4 separate regions of the Mus musculus genome follow, and regions 1, 2 and 4 are each linked to region 3. Evidence: chromatin loops called from intact Hi-C (ENCODE). Cell type or tissue: heart. All regions are shown on one strand. Region 1 overlaps Unc5d (unc-5 netrin receptor D). Region 2 overlaps Unc5d (unc-5 netrin receptor D). Region 3 holds the start of Gm26795 (predicted gene, 26795). Region 4 overlaps Unc5d (unc-5 netrin receptor D).

Region 1 (5,000 bases), 220 kb after region 3:
TACATAACAACCTTATTGTATATGTGTCTTTTATTGTTAGCCAGCTCAAATCCTTTTGTGAAGGTAGGCAGAGTATAAATTACAAATAAATAAAAGCCACACCGAAGAACCCTTTTCTACATGCATCAAGTGCTATTTATAGCAGGTTTCACAGGGGCCTCATCAATGAACTGCCACCAGTCAGTGTTGTTAAAATGATTTCTTACAACTAAGGAGCATTATCATGCTTTCCAAGCAGGCAATGCAATGAGTTATTATAACTTCTGTTCAACTTCTTATTAACAGCAGAACCTCCTAGAGCCAGGACTGGTTTCCTGCAGAAGAGAGAGTCCTTGGCTGAATGACAGGAGGAGACAACAAACATGCAATAAGCAAAGGGGGAAACCGCTCTCTTCCAACATCATCAGATCCCATCTTCCATAGGTAGGAGGGTGACAGCAACAGAGGTATCACTTCCCCACTGAACCCCCAAAGAGATGAGGTACATGTCAGTGAACAAAGAATAGTTTCCCCTGAACAGAATGCATATAATGTTGCTCAAGAACATGCAGAGGAAAATATTTGTGAAATTTTCTATGAAGTTAGTAGGCTATTTTTATAACTTTATAGAAAAACAACAAGACAGAGGAAAACAACCATACAAACTGGTCTTTTTTGCTTAAACCTCATAATTACACAAAAAGCACTTGAAAATCAATAAGTGCCCAGGCATCTTCTGGTTTTCCCTGTGCATCAGTATTTGTAACCTTTCAAAACTAAATAACTCGTCTCGTCTCTCCCTAGAACTTAGTATAATTCTGCTAAATGTTCTTAATTCTATCAAATGGATGCACTTAGGTCACCAGAGGCTTTCTAAATGAACCCACAAAGCTCTAACTGGAGCTTTCTACAGAGACCATCAGGGACAGCACACATTGCCTGAAAATCCCCTCCCCCCCCCCCCCCCCCCCCGCCCCACACTCTTACTCCCATTAAAAGAAGCGCTTTACTCCAGTGTTTCCATTAAGGGACCTTTGTTTGCTTCTCCTGTGCATATTATTGCCTTGTGTAGTGTACAGTTTGCCACGGAACTGAAAATGTGCAGCCTTCCTAGTTTTCTGGGAAAATGATTGCCATGTTCACTTGTCTTGATTGAAGGGGAATTTTATAGATTCCAGAAAATGCTTAGGAGTGCACTGCAGATAAAATGGTCAAAGTTTCAACTGATTTAGGAGTTGACAACATGCTTTCCAAAGACACCTGGTTTAAAATTTTAAGTCTCACATCAGGACAGTTATTATCACAATTGAAGTATAAGAATCGTAAGATCATGTGAGTCAATGTCACCAGCTACAAATTAAATGCTAAGTTTGTGAAGATACTATTTAACTTAACTAGCAAGTTTGTGTACTTTTCCACAAACTTGCATAATGAACTGTCAGGGCTAAGCTTCTGTCTTTCACATACAGATAAATGAAAATAAAAAATAATTTAAAATATCACACACAGCAGGGTACAGGCTCTACAGTCATTTCTGACTGCTGAGGGAGAGCCGAGAAGGAAGTGGTCTCAAGTATATACTAACTGAGAGAAAAATTATAGTTGGACAATTTATTGGTAGGCTTACACTCCACAGATTCAACCAATTATGAACTGGAAATATTCAAGACAAAATTTCACTTTTACCAGATGTGTAGACATCCCTCTGGTTATTTGCTAAACACTGTTTTCACTGGTCATGTAGCCACTGTATTTTTTGGGCATTATTAAAACTCTAGAGAGCTTTATAGTATACAGAGGTGAGTGAATACATTATATGTAAATACTGTACTATTGGGTATCCATATGTTTTAGGATTTTGAGGATAGGGATTCAAGAACAAATCCTCTACAAAAAAGAGAGGGACTACTTGGGAAGTTGGAAGCATGAGTTAGCACAAGTCTTTTAGTATAAGTCAGGGGCTATAGCCCATAGGAGGGGATAATCCATGGGCAGGCTGTTTGCAGAAATGTTGGGTGACAAGGGTAGACTGGATGAAGAAAGAGTCCCTGTAGTGGTGTGAATGAGGTTGGTCCCCATAAGCTCATATATTCCCATTTGACTGTTTATGAAGGGTTGGAAGGTGTGGCATTCCTGAGGAGATGTATCATTGTAGGTGCAATCTGAGGTTTCAAAAGCCATTGCCAAGTCTGGTCTTTCTCTTTCCCTCTGTCTCCATCTTGTGGATAAGATACACGCTCCCAGCTACAGCCCCAGTGCCATGTCTCCTGCCAGCCGCCATGCTCCCCACTGTGATGATCATAGATTAGCCCTCTGAAACTGGAAGCAAGTCCCCATAGCAATAACAAAAACAGGCCCCACCCACAATGACCCACTATCAACAGTACAAATAGAGATGGCTTAAGGAGGCCAACTCATATATGTCCCTAGTAATCAAACAAGTCCCCCTCTTTTCCTTAGTCCCAATGACCTGAAAGATACAACAACAACAACAACAACAACAACAACAACAACAACAACAACAACAACAATATATGCACAATTCTCTTGTGAATCTGGGTAATTGGAAGAAGATGACCTTGGCTTGACCATGGAAACTTTCCAGCAGTGCACAAGAAATATTAATGGTAGACAAGCCTTGTCTTCAGAGATGCGATCTTCCAGACAGAGTCTCAGGTCCCTCTTAACCTCTGAATATATCTACAATCGCAAGAGATGGAGACCTGCTGGCTGAATATTCTTCGATTTTTGTAGATAAAGAGGTGACCTGAATTGGAGGATAAGCAGATGGATCTAGGGTCAAATAACACTGGAGATTCAGGAATCCTCAGTGCCCTTCCTTAGCCTTCATAACAATGGTAATCATGGTCCGTCACATAGAAGACATTTTTATGTCATTCCATGTAATGGGCAAAATAAAAGCAGCAATTTCATCTCCAGGTTAAAGACAGAATCGATGCCTCGTTAAGAAGATTCATTTTCTAAATACTGCAAGATTTGGTACTTCAGCCTGAACAAGGAAATGTGAACAGAAGAGGGGCCAGAGCTCATCCCACATAGAAAGAACAGCAACTTTGAGGCACCAAATGAATGCAAATCCAGAGATAGCAGGTTAAATATCAGACACTGGTTTCATGATATGTGGAGACATAATAGTTCAATTATTGCTGCTTCCTGGTATTAAGTGCCAGGAGGCTCTGATTGCTCTGTGGGAATGCAGTAGATCTTTGTGTTGGAAGTGGGAGGGATGGCAAGTCTTACTTCAGGAGCCAGAAGGATAGTGGAAAATACAAGATACACGCAGAATGCAAATGTCTACGTGGATCCCTGTTAGAACTCCATCTTGTCATTTTGGTCTTCGATAAGTGATGTAAAGGATTTTATGGCTAATATAAGCATATTAAACAATAAAGGAAGCACGCCAGGACAATATTACAACTGGCTTTGAGAGAGGCCATAACAGTGTGATGAAGATGCAGGCTGTGAGGTGCACATTAGCTCTATAATATTTGCATATATATATATATATCTTTTTCTATCTACCTGTCTGTATGTCTTCCTGTCTTTCCCTTTTGTTTTGCTTTCTTTTGTTTTTGAGACAGGGTTTCTCTGTGTAGCCCTGGCTGTCCTGAATTTTTCTCTGTAGAACAGGCTGGCATCAAGCTAAGAAATCTATTTGCCAACTGATGGAATTAAAGACATGTCCTACCACATCTGGAGCAGCTAATACTTTTTACATATAGCCATACACCAGGCCCATGTATTACCATAATTCTTGTCCTCATATTATAGGCAAGGAACATGTTGCCAGGAGGCAAAGATGCCTATTTTCTAAAAAGTCTAAGCAAAAATATGTTCCTTATTTACTTGCTTAGTTCACACTACCTGCCACAGAAGTCAACACCTTAGACCTTTTCCTTCTTCAGTAAGGTCCTGTTTCTGTTTTCTATACATATCCTTCAGTGACAGGAAAAAATGAAGCTTGACATTGAACAGAGAGAACCAAGTCAACACCTTTCTGATAATGGCGTTTTGGGAACCCCTAGCAGTGCCTGGTGCAAGCAGCTGAAAGAACCTTTGCTTGGGAGTCCGAGGAGCTATGCGACTTTGGGTTATCTTGAAGGCCTTTTTGTGAGTCTCATACAACCTTCAAAAATTGTATATCCAGGCCAAATTACTTTGAAAGGCTTACTTTTTAAATTACGTGTGTGCATATGTAATTGTACGGGAAGGCAGGCGACTGCTGGGGCCAGATGGGTTGTGCTGGATTCCCCTGGAGCTGGAGTGACTATCAGCCATTGCAAGTTACCTCTTGTGAGTACTGATAATGAAACATGGGTTCTCTGCAAGAGTAGTACATACATTTAACCATCGCACCATCTCTCTAGCCCCAGCCAAACGATTTCTATGACTCCTGGCTCAAGAACTGTTCTTCTGATATAAAGGAGAAAAATCCAGTGGCTAGAACCTGCTTTCATCCCCAGGTGAGGCTGGACCATATCCAGAGGCATCAATACGCTCATCTTGAACGCTTACAGCCTCAAATTATGCCCACTCTGTGTGAAATGTCTAGTTTACAGTGAGGATGAGCTGTGGAATACTGGGACAGATTTTTTTCCTCCCCATAACTATACTACTTCTCAATGGATATGTTTGTGTCATGGTTTGAATGTGAAGTAGTTCCCATCAACTGGAATGTTGAATGCTTGGTTCCTTACTACAAAGTTATCTAAAAAAAAAAAAGTTTTGGAAATTTCCGGAGGTAAGACTAGCTGGAGGAAGAATGGGGGCAGGGAGCTTGAGTATTCCACCACCTGTGAGACCTGTCCCTCTTTCTGCTTCCAGGCAGAAACCTCAGAGGAAACCTACTTATGGGACTGATCTGAAACTCATGTTCAGAACCCTTTCTTATGCAGTCCAGGCATAACTTCGTAGGGACAGTACCACCCAAGGTGGACTGGGTTCTGCTATCCCAATCAGCAATCAAGAAAAATGTTATACAGATATCCCTACAGGTCATC
Region 2 (5,000 bases), 100 kb after region 3:
TAGTTTGTCATGAGTCACTACCTTCTTAGCTTATGTTTAAGTTTCGTATCTTTGAGTCTCTTCTATTGGTAAACATGAATTTTCTAGTTCAGTGTCTTAAAACCTAGTTACTGAGAAACTGCTCTGCATAATGGACTTAATGACCCAGGACAGGAATAGCACGGATCTGGAATGAGGTGTGTCAGGAGAGCTACGCTATTTAAATATGGGCAAAGCCTCCACAGCCTGTCCTGCATTATCCTTGCTTCTATTAATAAACCTCACTCCTCAGGAGTACCTCATCTAAGATGTATCTTATATGATTAAAAGCACTGAAAATAGAAAAGATGTTGAACTACCTCTGCCCTAATAGTCCACTATTAGACTTGGTGTCCTGATAGGATATGACTGCTGGGTGACAGATGACTTATCATCATTATTTCCTAACTCCTAACTTCAGTAGACTTGGGCAATTTTCTCACTGCTCTTTCCACACCAAATACGTCTCTGCTCTGTGCTTTGTGCCTTTTCCTTTCTTTACCAGGTATCTCTTTTGCTCTTAAATGCCATCCATTCAAGAAGGTTTGTGAAACGTTCTAAAAGTCTTCTCCAATGCTTGTACCACAGTTGGATTCATTTTCTAAATTCTGATCATACTTTTAGAGGATTTCTTAATTAGTAGACGTGTTTGGGTTGAGTATGAACTTAATCTCTGCCCCGTCTTGAGTGTCAATTGTCCCATCTTTCCTGCATGGAACACACACACAGCTCTTGTTTAAAGTGGTTGTGGGTACTTTTCTAAGTTTCTATCAAAGAACCTTCTACTGATATTGGTGTTTAGGAAGCTGTTATGGTTTACGTGAGAAATGTCCTCTGAAGGCCCATGTATTTGAAAACTTGTTCCTCAGTGTGGGGCACTGTTTGGGGAGGTTATGGAGTTTGCTAAAAGAGATAACAACTGAGGGCAGGCTTTGAGAGTTTATAGACTTAACCATTTCCCATTCCCTCTCTCTGCTTCCTGGATGCAGACAGAAATATGATCAGCCAGCTTCCTGCCATGATAGACTCTACCCCTTTGGAAGCATGAGCCAAAATAAACATGTTTTCCTTGAGGTTGCCATTCGCCACGGTAATTTATCACAGCGATAGAAAAGTCACTAATACAGGGAATCATTATTTTCACAGTACCAAAAGAACAACTGTAACAAGACTGACCTGAAATGCACAAGGAGTATTGTCCACACAGTAAACTCTCAGGTTGTAATCCAAGGAGTTACAGGACATGCAGCCAAACACAGCCACCTTGAGCTGCTTTACGGCACAGTCTGTGATTGGCTCTCCTGTGAGGGCATACGTTCCAAAGCTATCAAGCAGCACGTGACAGGCAAAGGGATCCAAGAGGCAGTAACAGGATGTGGACTCATCCTCCACTGACATCACTTCCTGTTAGAGAAAGATATGTTAAATTCTCTCAGTTTGGAAACACCATCGGGCCCAAGAGTTTACATAGATTTAAATAAATAAACTCTCCCAGAATATTGTATTGTCTTAAATATCAATGTTAGATGGTTGTTTTCTATTAAGATAACAGCTGGAGGCAAGAATGCATGAAATGGGTTATGTACAGTGTGCTGTCCATTTTAATAGGAATTTTGAAATTTCCATTTCCAGTTAATTGCTTAATACCAGTTTTTAAGAACTTGAACATTAACCTCAATAAGCAAACTTACATTATTATTACTGCCCCCCCAGATCTATTTCTGAAAACCTTCTAAAATACCCTTAAGTTGATGTTTATTTTCACTCCAACACTTTATCCTTTTTCGTTTTGCCGCAATCATTCACAGGGGACCATTAAGTAAATGATTTGGATAAGAAGCACTAGAATATTTCAGCCTCTCTGATAAGAACTTAGGCATGTGTGACTGGTTTGGTGGAGCATAAATCTAACACCATCTGGATGGAGAAGATTGTGAGGAAAAGCCGAGAAATGAAGTGGTAGGGGAAAAAAAAAAACAAGGGGAAACAGAACACAAGGGGGAGAAGACTACAACGTGACCCCTCTATGAACTTTATTGCCCAAAACATTCTCCCGTCCCAGTGCCAGGACCCAGTACATAGCAGGATACGTTCTCAAACAAAGGAAATGGACGGGTCTCAAGATACAGCTGTGCTCGGCACACAGAATCCACTGCAGCTGCTGTGTATTTTCTCCAAGAGAAACATGGTTTTCTTTGACTTCTTTTGCCTGAAGTACCTCCTAGGAGGCAAGACCCCAGGACTAGCACATGAGGGCTACTGGGTTCCAATAATATAGTTCACCCGGTTTGATGCAAACTGACTTCAGTTGGACATAAAGAATTCTTCGGACAGGCAAATCACCGCTTTTGCTTAAAATCGTAATTCTGCTGAAGCCACTGTTGATTTTGACTGGCTGTCTCTTTGCTTGTTATCTTCCTATTATATACTCCCATTCTTTTTCCTTGCCTCTCTCTGATTGAGATGTCTCTCCTTACATGTACTTATTTATACAGGAAAGCAGTGGTAATAATCTTCCATGTATCTGCTAATGCTTTAAACATATAGTAGGCACATACAGTGTTCCTGGATACTTATCAATGTAGCCTGTCTTCCTTAAGCAACATCCTCATTGACACAGCATAATGTCAGTTCGGAAAAGAACACGGCCTAGGAGGAAGGCTGGAAACTCAGCAAGCGAGAACATAGTATATGTGTCTCTGTGGGTAATTACTACTGGGTTCTCAGACCGTACAGCTCTGGATTATATTTTGCCTCTGTTTTCCATTATTACTTGAAAAGGCTAGCAAATACCTAGAGGATCGTGTAAAATGAGTTCCATAACTGCTTGGCAACTAGGAAATGTTCAACAGCTTCGCAGCTGATCTGCTGTAACAAGAAGGGTTAAGGTTAAATCTAAGCCATCCAGAGAACCCAACTCCCATTTAAACATCACACACACACACACACACACACACACACACACACACACACACACACACAGCATCTCACCTCCCACTTCCCCTGCTGGGTCCTCTTCTTCAGGTGAATGTTCCAGTGCTCTGAACTGACGTCTGCACAGTGAGGGATGGTCAGCGCAAAGGGAGTTGTGACAAGCATATCTGGAGGCCCACAGGTGACTTCAGGACTCAGGAGAACCTCAGATCCATCTGACTGCAGGCTTCAGAGATGAGAAAAGAGATGACCGAGAAGCATGAAAACGATGAGGGACATCAGGTGAGAACTTACTTACAGATGGGGATAGTCTACAAGCACGGTGCCATCCCTTTGTGGAATGACTTGGAGAACTTAACTGTAAACTACCCAGTCACCAAGGTTGACTTATGGTCAGATTTTAACTAGTTTCATCAGCAAAAATTGACAACCAGACTTTTGGAAATAAGGAGAGAATTAAAGAACCCTAAAATGCATCCGCAGAGCCAACCCCAGCTATCAAATGATCATTCTCATTAACATTGTCCTGTCAATGGAAAAAAAAATCCCAAGAATTTGATAAAACTTGGTTGCCTCAATACAAAATTCCCTTCTCCAGACAATATATTCAGTAATATTTTAGTGCTAATAAATGATGAAACAAGCTATTATGCAACAAAACACTACCTTGAACATATTACAAATTAGACATGATTATTCTGGTTTAAAAGAAAAACACTTATTTCTGTAATATACAAACATATCAGTTCCATAATACTTTACACTGATTGGTCAGTGGGAAGGTATAAATTACATAATCATGTACAGGATATCTAATTTTCAAATCTGAATTTAAAGCCATTTCACCCAAGTCTAGAGTTGAGGTTTTCTTGTGCTGTAATTATTAACAACAAAACTGTTATTGTAAAACCTGAAAAACCCAAGTGAAATTTCAGTGACAGTGTCATACCTGATTAGCCCCGGTTCATTATACAGCTCCCTTCATCCCACCCATATTGGCAATGGAACACAGGGCCACTGAGCTACACTTCAGCCCTCAGGTTTCTTCAGCTCTCCCCACAAGCAACAGGAGATGAAGTCTTTATATAACAAAAAAGAGTGAAAATAACAGGAATCCCACTTAATTTCTTCCAACTGCCTGAGGGTTGCAGAACAGGCATTTTAATCTCTTCCTTGATTTCTGCATTTTTCACTTGTAAGAAATATAATGATATGATCAATGAAGTAATTGCAGACTCACAGATGAACAGTGCCCATTGAGATCTAGGTCAGTTAGATATTACCAAAACTTCCACTCTCTCCGCTCAGGAAGACATGTATATGTGTCATCCTGGATCCCGAGAGCAAGGCCCTAGCAGCATAAAGTTGAAATTCAGTTCTCAAAGATAAAACTCATTTCATGGTCTTATGTAGGAGAAACATCATTTAGGAGTTCACCTAAATGCTATGAATTTCTGAATCATGTGTTTTGACATTCACTGGACTACCTCAAGTTCTTCATGGCCACCCTTGAGTTTATTATCTATAGTTTCCTACTGGACTAAATGCAGGTTATATAAAAGAGCAGCAGACCCCCACATCTACTGCATCCAAGACAGAGCTGAACACTATCACCTGGTCGGTCACCTTCCTTCCTTGTGAAGCACCAGTCATGCTCTCAACAGACTATTTTCTTAAAATTCCTGAATTTTACAGTTGTTCTTCTGTAAGCAAAGCATATATTAAGCAGAGAGGCTCCCATGCCTTTACATTTGAGCAGCAACGGAGGTTGCAACGCTTTGTTAGCAGTAGCAAATATTCTTTGGGAAGCCTAGAATGATATACTCAAGGTGTGAGAAACAGGTGAAAGTCAAGAGTGGATTCTCAGGATGTCGAGGAGGCCTGTGTATGGATGACTACCACTGACTTGGAGAGTGGGTCCAGCACTTTTCTTATAATTATCACCTACATTCATCATGGACAAGAGAAGCAAGGATACCCATGAGTGACCAATGACAAGCTCTTCTAAAAGACCTATCTAATTGCTTTTGGGGAACCATCCCCCTCAT
Region 3 (5,000 bases):
TATACGCTCAGCCCAGGGAATGGCACAGTTAGAAGGTGTGTGCCTGTTGGAGTAGGTACGGATGTGGTTTTTAAGATCTTCATTCTAGCTGTCTGGAAGCCCGTATTCTGCAAGCAGCCAGCCTTCAGATGAAGATGTAGAACTCTCAACTCCTCCTGCACCATGCCTGCCTGGATGTTGCCATGTTCCCCCCTTTATGATAATGGACTGAAGGTCTGAACCTGTAAGCCTGCCCCAATTAAACTTTGACCTTATAGGAGTTGCCTTGGTCATGGTGTCTGTTCACAGCAGTAAAACCATAAGACAAAGAGTTACCAACTACTTACACATGAAGCCAGAGTAGGACTCAAGCTAGGAAGCCAAAGAGTCAGACTTTTCATCATGGACAAGCTTCCCCACACCCACCCCCAATTTTCTAGACCTCACCAGGGTCAGATCCAAAGACACTCACAAAATGGTACTGGTGGCAGAAACCATGTGTGAATTGAAACAAAGCTAGTTCATCCTTGAGACTGGGAATAGATCTCCCTTCTGCTGAGTGTCTCTTTGTACTTTAAAAGTTGGGGACCAGTTATCAGAGAGCATAAGATATATTTTCAATGAGCCATTCATCACGTTAGTCCAACAGAGGTGGCCCTGTGATTCCTACACTGAGGCTCCAAACTGATAACTGATCTGGCTCCAGATACCTCAACTCATATCTATAGTCCACAGCGTACTCCTAGGGGATCCTGATATTGTCATTCCTTCCAGGCTCTCTGTTCTGAGTTAACCATGCTTTTCAACGCTCAAGTATAATATCGCTGCTCACTAGGTGCAGGAATCCCGAATGTCACTACTGAACATCCAGGAAATGAAAATTCTTGAATCCTTCTCTCTATGCATGTTATCACTGGTAAGGTTTCTAAAGCATTAATCATCTTTAAAGATTAAAGAAAAGAAACTTCAATTTAAGCAAATCCCCGAGGAGAGGAAAGAGCTTGGCCTTCCTAATTTTGGATTAGAAGAAAGGTTCAGCAAAAGATCTGATGCAAATTTCTACCTTTTTTTCTCTGAAACTCCTGAGGGAATCCATCCATCATCAAGGGCTACACACACCATGGGGTTCTAACTGTCTAACTGTTGGTTCTAGCTACTGCTTGAAGCCACCAAGCCGGACTGCATACCTGTTTTATCTTGAACAATTACCTTCATGACCTTTTTTTTTTTTTTTTTTTTTTTTTTTTTTTTTTTTTTTCAGAGAAAGACAATGGGAAGGGGAAACTCAACTGACAGAACCAAGGCTAGACTAATTTTTCCCTGGAGGATGAGACTCAAGCCTGTAAATGCTAAGAGGCTACTTCACCATCACTTTTGCCTGTAATAAGGGCGGGGACGGTAGCAGAGAAAAAAAGAGATCTGATTGACTACTCTACTCCTGCCTGAGCATGTGCGTGTGTGTGTGTGTGTGTGTGTGTGTGTGTGTGTGTGCATTTATGTGCACCACAGGTACCCTCAGAAGCCAAAGTAGGGCAGCAATTCCCCTGGAGCTCCAAATGGTGGGTGCCTGACTTGGGGGCTGGATCTGAGCCACAGTCTCTGGAACAGTAGTTAACACTCCTGGGCACTAAGCCATCTCTCCAGGGGGATAGTTTTGAGAGTGGAAGAAGAAACTATTCAAAGTATGCATGATAAGGAATATAAATGGCTTGTCCTGAGAAATGAGTGCTATGGCTGCCTGGACTATAAGCCCTAGAAGTAAAAACCTATGGAAAGCTACACCACTACACCGAGCGGCAACAAGAGCAAGCAAAATCCACTTAAGGTTTTAGTATCTGTGATTACTTTGTGTGTTCTCTACCTCCAGCGGTAAGAAACGATTTCTCCTTCTACTCCATGTGTGGGTTGCATTTGGATTGCTTTTCTAAAGTGTGCCTCTCTTTGTAAGATTTTAAGTTGGGGGCATCTGGGTACCTTTATTCCAGTACATCTTGTTTATCTTCTATTCTCAGCTCTGCAGCCTCGTTCTCCTCTCCCGGCCTAGCTTTTAGGAAGGGAAGGATCCAGGAGAGCCATCTAGTGAGAAGAGCATTACCACTAAAACTGTAGTGCGTTGGAGCGTCAGAGAAAGATCTTAAGGACTGTGTCCAGGCCAGTTTACTCTCTTTGTCCTCTGGGAAAATTGCTCCAGCAGAGGACCTGACAGGAGAATGCGGAGACCGTTGTTTGCACCACTTTACAGATTTGTGTAAGACTATTTGGGGACTTTAAGGACTCCAGCGGGAGGAGAAGAGGCCAAGAACCTCCCGCAGTGGATGCAGGTGCGATTCTGGGAAGGCAGCTGCAACTTTTCTCTTTTTATTTCTTACAGATTTGTGTGACCAAAGGGGCATCACCGGCCTCCTGGTTTCTGGGCAGATAAAAAGTGGAAAACCCGGAAGGTTTTCACACTTCTGGCTTCCCGGAAACACGGGAGGAAATCAAGGGCAGCACTCGCCCGAGCATGGCTCTGCATTAGACTGACGACCTTGGACTGAAACTGCCCTGTGTCCAAACAAGGGCGAAGACATGATCAGCCCTCTGGTTATTTTCACCCATGTGAAGAGGCACTTGGCATCTTGGATTCACACCAGCCCTGGCCATGGGAAGAAGCCGTGTGTTGATTGAAGCAGTCTGAGACCGGTGATTTGGAGAAGTAGAAAAACAAACTAGGTGCCCTGACCAGACCCACCCGTAGCTCCATATGCTGTTTTCCTGCCACTCAGCGTCTGATGGATGAGAGAAGGTGGCTCCTGAGGAGAGGAAGGTGGGGGGGGGGGGGGGACGGGGACTGCAGGTGCTCCAAATTAGGAATAATTCTGCAGATTAGCCTAATGAAGTCAAAAAGTTAATTTGTAGCTGCCAGCTGTTGAGCAGTAAGTTACAAAGTGCCACAGCCCCTCTACAGCTCAGCGCAGGGAATGCAAAAAGGCAAAGGGAGTAACTGAGAGGACTTGGAAGAAACACCTGCTAAGGCGTCATCTGGGAGGAGCTCCGCAGTCGCCAGGTGGCCTCATGGACAAAGAGATCATAGAAATAATGACTGTTGGTGACCTGGGCTTGTGTAGGGGTGGGGGGTGGGGTGCGGGGTGGGGTGCGGGGCACTGCTGTCCTTGCTTAGAGCACCGGAACTGATTCCTAGCTTAGAAAACAGTTGTCAATTGGTGTGAAGCTTGTAGATTCCTTTAGCACAAGGATAGCAGGGTTCAGAATAATAGTTCTCCCCTCTCCCCTGACAATTTACACTTGGTACACTCACTCTCCGTCATCCCTGTTCCTCCTCCCAATCTGTAAATTTAACTAGCTCATCTGGGAAGAGATAAAAGCAAATTGTGGTTTGCCACACTGGAAGGAGATTACCTTCCTCCCCAGCACAGTGGTGGGTCCTGGGTACTGTGAGCTCTTAGGGGCAGCGTGGTTGCTCATCTCTGTGTAAGTCTTACTGAAGGCCATTCTGCACGCGGCTGTTATGTATCTAGCTTTTTACTCTTAAAAAAAAAAAAGGCTGGAAGAATGAGAAGACAGCAAGCTGCACTGTGCTTCAGGACGCGCACAAGAGAAACTACAGGATGTAACCGCTCTTTCCTTGGGAAGGGTCGCTATAAACCCACAGATAATGCGGACACTGCATTCAATAGACCTCGACGATGCAGCTTGCGTTCATGGGGCCTGCTCGTGTCTGTCCTTCCAAACATTCAGACAGTTTCAAGTGCGGGGAAATAAAACCAAAACCCATAGATCTAAATAAATATCTACTGAATGAATTAAAAGCTGCTCTCTAGATAGGCGCTCTCATCACCAACCCTACTTTCCCATTATCCTTCCCTCAGACACAGAAAGCTGTTCACAGCCTGTATTGGAGCACTTAATCATCCCCAAATTTCTTTAATTGCCTTCTCTCCTTCTCGGCCCTGAACACTCCTCCTAAAACTGTTGCAGCTAACTCAAATGCTTATTTAACTGGCCGACTGACTGGCTCTGGACCCGACTTTGGCTCTTAACCTCAGTAGAGAAAAATGCTTCCATTAGAGACTGGTCATATGGGGGAAAAAAGCCCCTTGATTGTTGGAAAGTTATGTAATGTTGTGGTTGTAAACTTGGGTCTTAATATCCAGCTGGTGATTGAATCTGTAATCAGAGACTCTATCGAGTGATTTAGGGACTCAGTAAATGAATTGTTGACGCCTTGGAAGGTTTTCTCTGGCACTGGAGACCCCACCAGCTGTACCCTTTGCAATGGCAACTGAAAGTTTGGTAGCATGAGGCTACTGCCAGGCACTTGGCATGGAGCCGCTCGTTATGTCCTCCCCACCATTCTATAATGCTGATCTCCTCATGTGAACAATGGGGGACAACAGTCGTTTATTCAAAAAAGGGAAAAATGAGGTTTTCAGAAAGTGAGCTAGGTTTCTGTCAGTATATAAAATATCCAGATAATCTATTTACAAAGAGACAAAGTTTACTTTCCCTTGCAGTTTTGGAGGCTCTAGCCCATCACTGGCCTGTTGCTTTGGGGCCCGTGGTGAGAGGGGTGTGGGGGTAGCATGCAGCCTAGCGGTGATCTCCTGCTGTAGAGAGAAGAGACAGAGTGGAGAGGAAGGGAATGGAGTCCCACCGTCCTCTTTTGAGAGCATGTTCTAAGTGACTGGAGACCTTTTCATTATGCTTCATCTTGAAAGGCTCACAAAGGAATACGCACTTAACAGGGACACACTGAGGAGGCACAGACAGGGCAGACTTCAGCAGAGAGATGAAGTGAATTGCTCAAGTTTATCCAGCTTGTAGAATGGTGCCACTGTTGCTTGAGCCCAAGACCAACTAGATCGTAAAACCTATTTCGTTTGAGCTTTTGAGATTCCCATCAATTTGGGCAAGAGAGATAGCTAGGAAAACATCATAATTGCTGTAACAAAATTCAAAATTACACTACAAAGAGAACCACCTCTGTCATCATGCCATTCCTCTTTTAGCTACAGTTAACC
Region 4 (5,000 bases), 160 kb after region 3:
CTCATTTTAACTCAGAATCAGAGGACTTGGGAAGGCACTTTAGCTGTGCTTCTGGATATAGACAGCCAGTTTCCTCTTGGCAGTTCACCTCAGAAAGCTGGTCCTTTGTACCTTCCCACAATCTCAAGCTCAGTGCCTACTGGGGATGCCAAATGCAAAAGCTTTCTCTTTTCCTTCCAGTGGATTTACATCCAGTCAACTTCTGGGCTTTCTGACAAATATTTTATGCCCTAAATCTTTGGCAGATTGTAGTTCTTCATTTTGTATCATCATGGGAACCTGTTCTCATTTGTATCTTATTTTAAAAACACTGTTATATATTCTCATTTTGTTATTTTCCTGTAATTAACCTGGTCTGTAAATGAAGGCATCTTCCTCTCCCGCTGTCCTAAATCAATTTCAGAGTCTACTGTCTTTATATTTCAGGTTTTATTTTGATTACTCTCCTGAACAAATATAACAAAATGAGTTCATGGTAAACAAGCATCCATATATTCTTGTTAAAGTACCACACAGTGTGGCCTGTCTAACTCCAGGACAAGTATGTAAAAGATGGGGCAGGGGGAAATCCATTCCAACATGTTTAGGAGGAGTGGAAAAAAATAGGTGAAAGAAGACAGGAGAAAAAGAGAGACCAGAGAAAGCAATTCTCAGCTAGGTTACCCTGTCAAGCAAGCTTACAGGTAGCATAGATTCATGGGGAATAAAAAAGGAGGTGACCACGGAGAATGTCCTAGTAACAAAAGGCATTTTAAATGTTTCAGAGCTGGCTGGTAAGAAGGGGAGAGACTTTTAAACGCATACAACAACTATGGTCCACTGGGTGAAGGTCCATCCTTATTTGGAGAGAGGATTACTTCTTTAAACAATCTGACACCTTTTTGCTTATGAAAAAAGCAAGATAAAAAAGAATATATTGGATAGATAATAAAGGAGGTTTTATGGTTATTCTGAGCATGGTTTATTTATTTATTTTATCTTTTTATGCTCAATTCTACCAAGGATATGGCACATTAAGTGGGAGTTTTCTTCTCATAAAGCAAAAGGCAAAAAGGCAAGAAGTTTCAGCTTCTAGAATTTCTAGGAATATTGCCATTATGACACCTGAGGATTAAAATGTTTACTTTGCATTTTCTTTTTAAATTAAACACAATGGAAACTTGAGCCTGCAGTCATTCCACTGTCTTTGGAAAGCTAAAGATATACTGATCTTCTTATGGGCTGTCCCATAATGGGACAATGTTTACTGGGGTATGGGGGAGAGGCTGTTACTATCTGGCCTAATGACTGCCTGTGTGCCCAGATCTACATCCTTATGACTCCTGTGTGTCTGCAACATTACATTCACATTTGCTGTGCCGTGCACACAAAGACAACTGTGGATTAATTAACTGTTTGTTAGGCAGGAAGGTGAACTACCAAGTCTTTCTTCAAAAGGAACACCTAGTCAGCACAACTGATATGCATTACTGCTGCATTTTCGCTTGTGTGCAGTGTTGGAGATAGAATCCAAGGCCTCATTGGTACATGCTAGGCAAACACTCTGCCACAGAAACCTAGCCACTTTGTACCACACATGAAATGGGAGGGTTTCTTTCCATTTTCAAACCACTTGGAAAGAATTTGCACGCTGTAGGACACTTTATGGCCACCTGAGAATAAACTGCATTAGGATGGCATCTTGGTGAGGTCATATTTATGTCTATCTTACATAGACTTCCAGCTGGAACTAAGCAGCTATGCAGTGAACCCTGTTCAGGAATTTAAACAAGTGTGATTAAACAAGTGTAATTTCAGTATCATTCCTAAATCTTTGCCCACATAAAGAAGTAGATGAGTTTGGTGTTGATAAAGAGATACTTGTCTGTTATAATCTTAAATGAAAAATGGGTGTTTCATATAAATCACTGGCAAACAAGGAGGATAAAATTGTTATTTCAGATGAGCTGAATTATTCTAGAATGAAATGTCTCTTATTCAGTGGCCTAAATAAAGGGAAGGGGTAGTAATTACTGTAATAGATAACAATGTGGTCAGAGAAAACTCTTAACAAAGCAACCATTATTTTCATGTGATCACAGCTTTACCCATTCAGGAGTTTCCTCTCGGCCATTTAAGTGCATGGCTCAATAAAGAAAGTGGTTATATTATTAGTTGGGCCTTGGGAATGTTTGTTTGAACCACTATTGGATGGATGTCATTATCTTTGATTCGGCTTCCAAAGTGTCCATTCAAACTTTCATTATCAATGTGCCTATCAGAAATGAAAACAAACCGCCATTTAACCCAGTTGTCCTGTTCCAAGCTGTCAATATTAGAGTGACCTATGCTCTGTCTTCACAAGACGAACAGATTAGTTTGCAGGTAGCATTGCCTGGAAGACTTCCTCTTTCTTTAGGTCGCCGCTGGCATTTCTCTGGCTTTAGTCACACCACACATCTAGAGGCTAATCCCTTCTTCTGAAGCAGATCCATTTAATCTCCTCAAGCCGATGCCCTCCCTTTTTTCTTTTTATTGGAATAAAAAGCCACAGAGAAGGTGGCTTCCATCCCATAGGATCAATTTAAACAGCCACCATTTAATCCTTCTGTTCCTGTTCATGGGCACACACAGGTTACATTGTACTAGCTATGATTCTCAAATATGTTTCGAAGATGAAAGGATGGAGGTCAGACAGCTACAAGATTCTGTTTAAACCCAGGAAACACGGCCACCCAAGTCCTACTTTAAGAAACCATGTCCATACGCGTCCTCTTTGTTCTTCCCTGAAATTGGATGTCCAGTTTATGCTTGCAATTTGGATCCATGAATTCACCTCTTTTGGCAAAACCTGTCCAATCTCTCTCTCTCTCTAGCCTTGGGGCATTTATTTTCTTCTTGAGAGCATTTAGGTGTGGCTGTCTATGAGAGCATCACTCTAAGGTTCTGCGATTCAGCCACAAGTAACCAAGCAACAATCATACCCAAATATTAAAGTGATCATTCAGAGCTGGCAGCTCCATCTGGAGGAGAGAGAGAGAGAGAGAGCCCTCAGGACACTAGAGGGGATTCAGGTACTTTGTTGGAGGCTAAAGAGAATCAAATTATTGAAGGTCATCCAAGAGCTGAACAATGTCATTGTCAAACCTCCAAAAGAAGGTGTCATAGGTTTGGCATATAAGGAAAACAAAAATAGTATTGAGGAAATTCCCGTGTTGAACCATGACCTAGATCCTTCAACGGAGCTGCTGTTCTACAAAGCTGTAGCCAAATGCTATTTTAATCAAAGCCAACCTTTCTTGGTGCAATCCTGAGAGCACAGCAGTTTCACCAAGAGCATCTGACAGTACTAAAGAGTATCATGGAGTAACACTGATAATCATTTGCCTGGACTGCTGTTCTGCTTCCTACAAAGACCATGAACTTGGACTCATCATGTGAACACTGTCCAGAAAGACAGTAGATCCTGCTGCCCTGACCAGCCAACCCTCCCAATTGCTATGCAGATTGCAGATACAGCTCATTCTCCTCGAAACTCTCCCACTTCCGTATCTTTCACACTAAAACTACTGATTACTGTAGTCCTCACAGTCTTAAACATATATTCAGATATCCTAAAACACACACACACACACACACACACACACACACACACACACACACGAAGGCAAAAGATGCTGAACAGGGAACATCCCTTAGTGGAATTAGGAGATGGAATGTCAGGGGAAAAGCTCATACTGCATTTTCAACTTAGGAGAGATTCACCAGAGAACTTACCTCTAAAGCTGAGTATAGTACAACCCTTGCTGCATTTCTGGCTATTTTACTTTCATTATAGCAAAATGCAAACTGGGTCATCAGGAATTTGCCTCTGCTTGATTAAGCCTATACATTATCAGTGTACAGGAAAAAAAGGCTTTGTTCAATCAATAAATCACTTAAAGCCACTGTCTCAATTATGGCCAACAACTGCCCAAATAAGAAAGACCACTCTTGAAAAAAAATCCCAAGTACATATATATTTATGATGAACAATTGTGATGTGCTCAATTGGCCAGGAACCACCAGCTATCTGGTTTTGCTTTATTCTAGACCTTTGTGTCAGAGTAGTTGGCGATGACAGTAACTTATAAATCTGGAAACTCAGTAAAGCACATGACATTTTGATATAGGTAGTTCTCACCAATTAGTTCAAGACTTACAAAGAAAGAAAAGAATGACCCTACCAGAAGCAATAGAGAATTGTCTTCCCAGACAGTTTCTGAACTTAAATTCTAGCTCTTCCTGCCTTTTGGCCTTTGACCTGACACATCACATCTTGTTGGTTTTGTAGCACTTAGCCAACCATTGGACTTGGCACTGGGACAGTCACTGAGATTTCTGGGCTTGTCAGTCTTCAAAGCTTCAGTTCACTTCCATTCCTCTCTCTTTAATCCTCCCCTCCCCTTCCCTAAGAATCCCTCTTCCTCTCCATTTATTATGTATGTATTGATTGATTCAATGGCTCATTTCATTTTACTTTATTTTTGGTATTTTGTGATAGGGTCCCTTTGTAGTCTATATCTGTTACATAAAGTGGGGTCTCCTCTTAGCAGCTCACTGTCAGTGCTGATAATTTCTCTCAGCATTAAACAGGGCTGTTCCCCCGCTGGTGAAGAAGCTTGAATCATGGCACAAATACAAGTTATAGTCACCCACACTATAACCTTTACTTCTCACATTAAGTGTTAAGAACTATGTCTCCCATGAGTAACCATCACATTACATCACAGACAACTAAGCTTCAAGTCATATATTCAAGCTCAATATGTGATTTATAGGAATGCTTATTACTATAGTTATTTGAAATTCAACTAGAAGCCACATTTCTATAACAGCATCATCTTTTAAAAGACATATGAAAACCCTAATTCTAACTGTATCACTTTAAAAGCCTGTCCATGAGGTGAAAAAGCAGCCACACATCTTGAGCCATGATTCAGAAAAGGTTGGTGATATTCAAGAGTTGTTGGAAACACGTT

Evidence for each region. Peaks named below come from ENCODE experiments on the same cell type or tissue, not always from the same donor. Only the 100,000 strongest peaks of a DNase experiment are listed, where the experiment ranks them.
Region 1: a loop joins it to region 3, with 2.1 times the contacts of the local background. A loop is called at or near these places in 2 of 42 quality-filtered maps.
Region 2: it touches region 3 in a loop (2.6-fold over the local background); 2 of 42 quality-filtered maps call a loop at or near these places.
Region 4: it touches region 3 in a loop (2.2-fold over the local background); 2 of 42 quality-filtered maps call a loop at or near these places.

The regions. Positions count from the first base shown.
Region 1 is chr8:28,813,302-28,818,301 of GRCm38, forward strand. All of the region lies in intron 4 of Unc5d (unc-5 netrin receptor D), which reads right to left. Among named protein-coding and RNA genes, the nearest start is that of Gm32505, 120 kb to the left of the region's middle. In heart, a CTCF peak has its summit at 2,202 (motif pointing left); no DNase peak of the experiment used is centred here.
Region 2 is chr8:28,693,321-28,698,320 of GRCm38, forward strand. It overlaps Unc5d (unc-5 netrin receptor D), which reads right to left. Exons shown (of 18, transcript NM_153135.3): 13 at 3,010-3,178; 14 at 1,195-1,422. Among named protein-coding and RNA genes, the nearest start is that of Gm32505, 2.5 kb to the right of the region's middle. In heart, no CTCF peak of the experiment used is centred here; a DNase peak (open chromatin) is centred at 2,101.
Region 3 is chr8:28,591,824-28,596,823 of GRCm38, forward strand. It overlaps Gm26795 (predicted gene, 26795), which reads left to right and starts at 1,707. Exons shown (of 3, transcript NR_166526.1): 1 at 1,707-1,848; 2 at 1,992-2,227; 3 at 2,351-3,072. In heart, no CTCF peak of the experiment used is centred here; a DNase peak (open chromatin) is centred at 2,588; H3K4me3 peaks cover 840 bases; H3K27ac peaks cover 1,200 bases.
Region 4 is chr8:28,752,454-28,757,453 of GRCm38, forward strand. The region is part of intron 7 of Unc5d (unc-5 netrin receptor D); the gene reads right to left. Among named protein-coding and RNA genes, the nearest start is that of Gm32505, 57 kb to the left of the region's middle. In heart, a CTCF peak has its summit at 3,015 (motif pointing left); no DNase peak of the experiment used is centred here.